Regions from separate parts of the Homo sapiens genome. Here region 1 is linked to region 2. A link is a contact called in ENCODE Hi-C or POLR2A ChIA-PET data. All regions are on one chromosome and are shown on one strand. The core of a region is the stretch at or near the end of the contact, and the rest is flanking DNA. Distances in the headings are between cores, read along the strand shown. Region 1 overlaps SPOPL (speckle type BTB/POZ protein like). Region 2 has its middle 26 kb from the start of SPOPL-DT.

What was found. Hi-C counts contacts between places; a loop is a spot of excess contacts on that map. ChIA-PET counts read pairs that join two places held with the same protein, here RNA polymerase II (POLR2A). Pooled maps may share reads with other maps.
Region 1: a loop to region 2 is called in a map with no recorded cell type, with 4 times the contacts of the local background. The contact joins two enhancer-like sites. A Hi-C loop is called at or near these places in 1 of 168 maps with a recorded cell type or tissue (B cell), 3 of 37 single-sample maps with no recorded cell type and 3 of 50 pooled maps. POLR2A ChIA-PET finds 5 or more read pairs at or near these places in 2 of 52 experiments (activated T-cell and naive thymus-derived CD4-positive, alpha-beta T cell).

Annotation. Positions count from the first base shown.
Region 1 is chr2:138,522,094-138,525,913 of GRCh38, reverse strand. All of the region lies in intron 1 of SPOPL (speckle type BTB/POZ protein like), which reads right to left. Among named protein-coding and RNA genes, the nearest start is that of SPOPL, 22 kb to the right of the region's middle. RefSeq lists enhancers at 1,645-1,734, 1,745-1,794. Within about 2 kb of position 2,118, at least 2 of the 41 ENCODE cell types and tissues checked have a DNase peak (open chromatin) inside an H3K27ac peak, as active enhancers do.
Region 2 is chr2:138,474,146-138,477,810 of GRCh38, reverse strand. No RefSeq gene overlaps it. Among named protein-coding and RNA genes, the nearest start is that of SPOPL-DT, 26 kb to the left of the region's middle. Within about 2 kb of position 2,355, at least 3 of the 41 ENCODE cell types and tissues checked have a DNase peak (open chromatin) inside an H3K27ac peak, as active enhancers do.

The DNA.
Region 1 (3,820 bases), core at 869-3,368, 48 kb before region 2:
AATGGATGATACCCTATTGTCTCTACTCTCTCATGTAATGCAAAAATTGATACAATTACAACTTTTTTTTTTTTTTTTGAGACAGGTTCTCATTCTAACTCAGACTGGAGTGCAGTGGCACAGTCAAGGCTCACTGCAGCCTCAACCTCCCAGGCTCAAGAGATCCTCCTGCCTCAGCCTCCTGAGTAGCCGGGAATACAGCCATGTGCCACCATACTTTGCTAATTGTTTTTTGTGTATTTTTTTTTTTTTTTTTTCTACTTTTTATACTGATGCAGGTCTTGCTGTTACCCAGGCTGGTTTCAAAGTCCTGGCCCTGAGCAATCATCCTGGCTCACAAAGTGCTGGGATTACAGGTGTGAACCACTATGCCCAGCCACAACTTCTATTTTTAAAAAAGCACTATTAAGTAGGAAAAAAAAGCAGTATATAACACAGTATGTCAATTATCTGGAAAACTGAAATCAGTTACTGACTGCCAGTCAGCTCATGTGAAACACTTGTACCACCCTGATACAGTTTGGCTCTGTGTTCCCACCCAAATCTCATCTTGTAGCTCCCATAGTTCCCATGTGTTGTGGGAGGAACCCGATGGGAGACGAGTCATGGGGGCGGGTCTTTCCCATGCTGTTCTCATGATAGTGAATGAGTCTCATGAGATCTGATGGTTTTAAAAACGGGACTTTCCCTGCACAAGCTCTCTTCTCTTGTCTGCCACCATGTGAGACATGCCTTTTGCCTTCTGCCATGATTGTGAGGCTTCCCCAGCCACGTGGAACTGTAAGTCCAATTAAACCTTTCTTTTGCAAATTGCCTGGTCTCAGGTATGTCTTTATCAGCAGCATGAAAACGGATTAATATAGTAAACTGGTACCAGTAGAGTGGGGCACTGCTGAAAAGATACCCAAAAATGTGGAAGTGGCTTTGGAACTGGGTAACAGGCAGAGACTGGAACGGTCTGGAGGGCTCAGAAGGAGGCAGGAAAATGTGGGAATTTGGAACTGGGTAACAGGCAGAGACTGGAACAGTCTGGAGGGCTCAGAAGGAGACAGGAAGATAGGGAGTTTGGAATTCCCTAGAGACATGTTGAATGGCTTTGACCAAAATGCTAATAATGATATGGACAATGAAATCCAGGCTGAGGTGGTCTCAGATGGAGATGAGGAATGTGTTAGGAACTACAGCAAAGGTGGGTCTTGTTACGTTTTAGCAAAGATACTGGTGGCATTCTGCCCCTCCCTAGAGATTTGTGGAACTTGGAAGTTGAGAGAGATGACTTAGGGTATCTGGTGGAAAAAATTTCTAAGCAGCAAACCATTGAAGAGGTGACCTGGGTGCTGTTAAAGGCATTCAGTTTTATAAGGGAAAGAGTATAAATGTTTGGAAAATTTGCAGCCTGACAATGTGATAGGAAAGAAAATCCCATTTTCTGAGGAGAAGTTCAAGTCAGCTGCAGAAATTTGCATAAGTAATGAGGAGTCAAATGTTAATTCCAAGACAATGTGGAAAATGTCTCCAGGGCATGTCAGAGACCTTTGCAGCAGCCCCTCCCATCTCAGGCCTGGAGGTTCAGAAGGAAAAAATGGTTTCATGGGCTGGGCCCAGGGTCCCTCTGCCCTATGCAGTCTAGGGACTTGGTGCTCTGGGTCCCAGCCGCTCCAGCTGTGACTAAACGGGGTCAAGGTACAGCTCAGGCTGTGGCCTCAGAGGGTGGAAGCCTCAAGTCTTGGCAGCTTCCATGTGGTGTTGAGCCTGCAGGTGCACAGAAGTCAAGAATTGAAGTTTGGGAACCTCTGCTTAGATTTCAGAAGATGTATAGAAACACCTGAATGCCCAGGCAAAAGTTTGCTGCAGGGGTGGGGCTCTCATGGAGAACCTCTGCTAGGGCAGTGAGGAAGGAAAATGTGGGGTCAGAGCCCTCCCCCAACAGAATCCTACTGGGTCACCTCTCAGTGGAGCTGTGAGAAGAGGGCCACCATCCTCCAGACCCCAGAATGGTAGATCCACTGACAGTTTGTACCGTGCGCCTGGAAAACCCGCAGACACTCAACAACAGCCTGTGAAAGCAGTCAGGAGGGAGGCTGTACCCTGCAAAACCACAGGGGCAGAACTGCTTGAGACCAAAGGATGTTGCATCAGCATGGCCTGGATTCAAGACATGGAGTCAAAGGAGATCATTTTGAAGCTTTAAGATTTGACTGCCCTGCTGGATTTTGAATTTGCATGGGGGCCTGGAGCCCCTTTGTTTTGGCCAATTTCTCCCATTTGGAACAGCTATATTTACCCAATGCCTGTACCCCCACTGTATCTAGGAGGTAACTAACTTGCTTTTGATTTTACAGGCTCACAGGTGGAAGGGACTTGTCTCAGATAAGACTTTGGACTGTGGACTTTTGAGTTGAGACTTTGGGGGTTAACTACTCAAAACCAGTTGGAAAGGCATGATTGGTTTTGAAATGTGAAGATACGAGATTTGAGAGGGGCCAGGGGCAGAATGATATGGTTTGGCTCTGTGTCCTCACACAAATCTCATCTTATAGCTCCCATAATTCCCATGTGTTGTGGCAGGGACCTGGTGGGAGATGACTAAATCATGGGGGTGGGTGTTTTTCGTGATGTTCTTGTGACAGTAAGTCTCATGAGATCTCATGGTTTTAAAAACGGGAATTTCCCTGCACAAGCTCTCTTCTCTTGTCTGCTGTCATGTGAGATGTGCCTTCTGCCACGATTGTGAGGCTTCCCCAGCCACGTGGAACTGTAAGTCCAACTAAACCTTTCTTTTGTAAACTGCCCGGTCTCAGGTATGTCTTTATAGGCAGTGTGAAAACGGACTAATATACACCCTCATTAGTCTACTTCATTTATTGTCTTTTACTATAGAGTTTATGTGCATGGCTGTGGTATTACCTAAGTATAATATCATCTCTAGTTTATTAATTTCTGTAAGGCAAAGCCTAGCACAACACTCAGTGTTGGTTTAAAAATAAAATGAAAAAGGAAGGGGGCTAGTTACGTGTTTTGAGAGAATTAATGGAATAGCTAATTTTGACCTACACGTGAAAACAGAAAGTCCATCTTGTAGTTTTAATTACTCAAAACCAGTTTACTTAAAGTTGACTAAAATGTGTACTAAATGGATAGGCTCGTCTCTGAAATAGAAACAGCTGTGTCTTTCAGAAGACTGATTAGACTAAGTGGCAGAGCTGGACACCACTGCTATAGAAAAGAATGTGCAGGGGCAAGAAGAGGGGGTGGTTAAAGATGCAGTAATGGCAACAGCTGAACCTTCAAGAAAAAAAAATTGGCTAAGGACAGGAAAAAATATTCCTTCTTCTTAGTTATATATATTTCTATTTAAAGGGGAAGCCAACAGAGCTGGGGGAAAGGAAGGGAGGGATGTGTACACTGAAGTAACTGGCGTTGGTAATATATTTACACAGGACCCCAGTTTTAAAAAAAAGGGTGGGGGTGAACAAATACCTTCATTTACCTTATAGTTTACTTACCTGGGTCCTTGAGGCATAAGTGAAATAGCTATTCTGTAGTGTGAGCTCTCTGCCCCAAGCAAAAGGCAACCTCCCTTCAAAGTCTGACAGGTTTTTTCAGTCAATTGTATCAGGTTGAATTACATGACACTGACATTTTTGTATGTCAAAGGCAGAATATTGGCAATTTCATGTGGTCCTAAAGCAACAATCCCCCCTCAAGTGATTACAATGGTAGACCTTAAGGCTTTCTGTTTTTCTAGGGCAGTAAGTCTCAAAGTTAAGTGTGCAGTAGAATTACCTTGGAGGGCCTGTTAAAACAAAATGCTGGGCTT
Region 2 (3,665 bases), core at 1,106-3,605:
GTATTTTTAATAGAGACGGGGTTTCGCCATGTTGGCCCGGCTGGTCTTGAACTCTTGATCTCAGGTGATCCACCTGCCTTGGCCTCCCAAAGTGCTGGGATTACAGGCGTGAGCCACCGCACCCGGCCTAAGACATCTGCTTTTATTTCTCAAGTTTTTTCAAAGGCTAATGAGATTTTTTTTTCACACTCTACTGGAGAAATAAAGTATAGATGTATAGATTATTTATATCCTTGCTTTGATCATCATTTCCATGATTGTCCAGTAGGCTTCATGAACTATTACTGAGATCAAAACATAACACTTCCTGTTACCACACTGAACAAATATCTGTCTGAGTAAATGTGCAGGAGTTTATTTTCATTCACCTGCTTAGAAATGTATAGCATAGGACTCCCATAACCCTATTCATTAAAAACTCTGATTCCTTACTGACAAGGGTTCCTTGGACACAGCATATATAATAGCTTTGAAATAGGACTCGCATCGCTTCTTTTTATGTAGTTAGAGATATGTGCCTGTTGTCCTTAATGAACTTATTTTCTTTACTTTTGTATTCTCCAGGTCTATCCAGCTGAAGTCAAAAATGCCCCTCTCAGGCTGCCCCCAGTGACTCCAGTTTCCTAGCAGAGCCTAACCAGGTCAGGTAGTAAAAGCAGTTTTCTTAGCACCACCTATAGACAGTCTAGAAGTATTATTCCTGATTTGTAATTGGTATGGTCCTGCCAAGCTCCTGGAGCATGTAAACCTTCTGTTGCAGGGTTTTTGTTTCTCCCCTGTTACCCACCATATTAATTCAGATCATGAATCTGCTACGCTTTCCTTGCTGGGCTTGAGATACTCCTCAAGCTGCAATTCGCTTGGCTGTGACTCCAACTCCCTATGTGGCTTGTATCAAGCCTCTCTCCTGTGGATCCTGGCTCCTGGCAAGAAGCTTGCTGTGACAAGAGTTATAATCAACATCAGATGGATTTCTGATGCTTTCCCTACCTGACTGATGGGGACCCTTAGTTACTCAGCATTGGGCTTCCATATCTTTTGATTTTTGGGCATTGGAATTCCTGGCTAGTCCCCCAGAAGCTAGCTGTTCAAGATTGGCAGGTCTTATGTTCTTCAAAGTCTCAGCTTCTGCTCCTTTCTTATTGATACAAATTGCGAAGGTACCAGGATGCCTCATGTCTCAGTCTGCCTAATTTGTAATACTATAGTGCTTATCCATATATACACATATAAATGCATTTGTTTTTATTACTGTAAGACAAAATACACTAAAGAATAAGGCATTGTATCTCCAATTCTTTCATTAGAATCCTCAGATCATGATGTACAAGAAATATCTTTAAAGCCCTGAAGCCACTGCTTGTTTGATCCTTGAGAGCCATAACTACTATCTATAACTTGTTCATGCACTTCTGCATCTATGACTCACCTAAATGAAATTTCATAAACCTACCTGAGGTCTAATAGAATGCACTGCTCTTAATTCCTTGCTTAATTTCATTACTTGATGGTTTCTGGACTACCCAGAACTTCAGAAGGCATTCCTTTCCCTAACAATCTAATTTACATCTAAAGTTGCATTAAATTTAGTCTTTGACTAAGTTGAGCCAAAAACATGATGCTGATATCTAAATAACATGATTTTACTTTATAGACTCTGATAGTTGAGAGATATCAAAGTTGTCACTCTGGTACGAAAGTTTTATTCTCCACAGCACAACCTGAATAGTTCTGAATTTCTTTCTATCAACTAAACACATTTTTCTATCAACACATGTTTTAATTCCCCTTTGCCTCCTGGAAACCTTTTCCTTCCTGGCATATTTCCATGATCATTTTTTAAATGCTATTCAGAAACCTTCATTTTCTCTAATACAAGAAACCATGGTGAAGCGTTCATTGCTCAGACTTTCTTTACCTTGGGCTTTTGTAATGGAGAGTAGATTCTTCTTTGGAATGTGAAGTTTATATTAATAGTAATCTCAGGCAAAAGCATAATTATGGCACATGCAAGGCTCCAGAACAGTCTCATTGATGTCCCTGCTTCCTGGGCTTACAGTGAACTCCAGACAGACTTCTGTGGTTCCACCAATGAACTGCTGGGCAACTTTTGTCTTAGTCACTAAGAATTACTGTCAATAATGTTTTAAATTCTTTCTGACTTTTGTCTTCCTCTCAAGCTACTAACTTCCACTAATCTGACACGTGTGAGTAAACTTCACTTTGCAAGTATCTGTTCCTGTTTACCTTGTGGACGTTAGACAGCCTATTGAATACGGTTCACAAGTGTTGTCCCAGGGATTTTTAGTCAGTTACCATCATCGGGGGATTCCCTTTATCACTCCTTTAAATTTAATCCTCTGTTTGCTTGACACTAGTCTTCCTCTTTCTTTATTTACTTCTTTTTGATGAAGACTTTGCCTTTGTCAGGCAACTAATGGAGAAGTTCAGTCAGAGTTCAACCAGAGAAACAGAACTAATAGGCAATATACACTAAGGATTTTTTTTTTTTTTTTTGAGTCAGGGTCTCACTCTGTCACCCAGGCTGCAGTTGTGGGAGCTGGTTAGACAAGTCCAAAATGTATCAAGCTGAAGCTGATAGGTAGAATTTCTTCTTCCAGGAAACCATTCTGCTGTAAAGCTTTTCAACTGATTGAATTAGGGCCACTCAGATGATATAGGATTATCTCTTTTACTTAAAGTCAACTGACTGTAGATGTCTATTTTATCTATTCTTTCTTTCTTGAAATCTGAAAGATTGTCTCCTGTCTGTAAGAAAGCTTGAGATCTGGAATATTGTCTTAGCAGGCTGTAAGCTTGGTGAACCACCCTTATTTATTGATAGAATTTACCTCAGGTGACCTAGATATAGTCTCTCTTCTTCTTGGATAGTACAAATTTTTATAAATCTTTAGTTTTGATACCACCTTTTCTAGCTTCGGTTTGAATTACTGGGCTTCTATAAACACATCCCATCCTTTCTACAGATGGATTTGATTGATTGTTATATTTTTTATTTACATTTGATTATTTGACTGGATTTTGATCTCCTCAGGAAAAAGAAAATGTCTCCTCAGGAAAAAGAAAATATCTCTTGAATATGAAACTTCTACAGTTGGTGACTTTCAACTTCTGTATTTTAATTCTCAGTGGTTTCATTCTCATATTTTGGCCTTTTTATGATCTGGCCTAAGCTTCTGAGAGTTTATAATTGTAGCCATCCAGATAACATAAGCTACATGTAAATTTGAACTTCTAGTATGGAGATTCTAAGAATCTGGACATTCTGTTCTTTAATCACTGGAAAGCAACTTAAAAGTTTAGCATCCAATTTCCTGCTACTATGACAAATTCCACACTAAACATCATGGGAAAAATACATTCCAGCTTCATCCACATTAGCAATGAATTTCAATTCATAACCTTACACAGTTGTCTTTAGAAGTACTAGCATTCCCTTCCCACGTTCTTATCTATAGCTACAGCCTCCAACCCATTTCCTGAGACATATGGTTCTGTATTTCTTGGAAGGTTCGCAGCAATTCATTACTACATTCAAAATCCCCTGAGTCCAGCTACAATGCAGGGTAATTACTCCAACGTGGAGAAGAGTCAAACTGCATGTGAACGTGCTTCTCCAATAATTATAACCCATATCTTCAAAA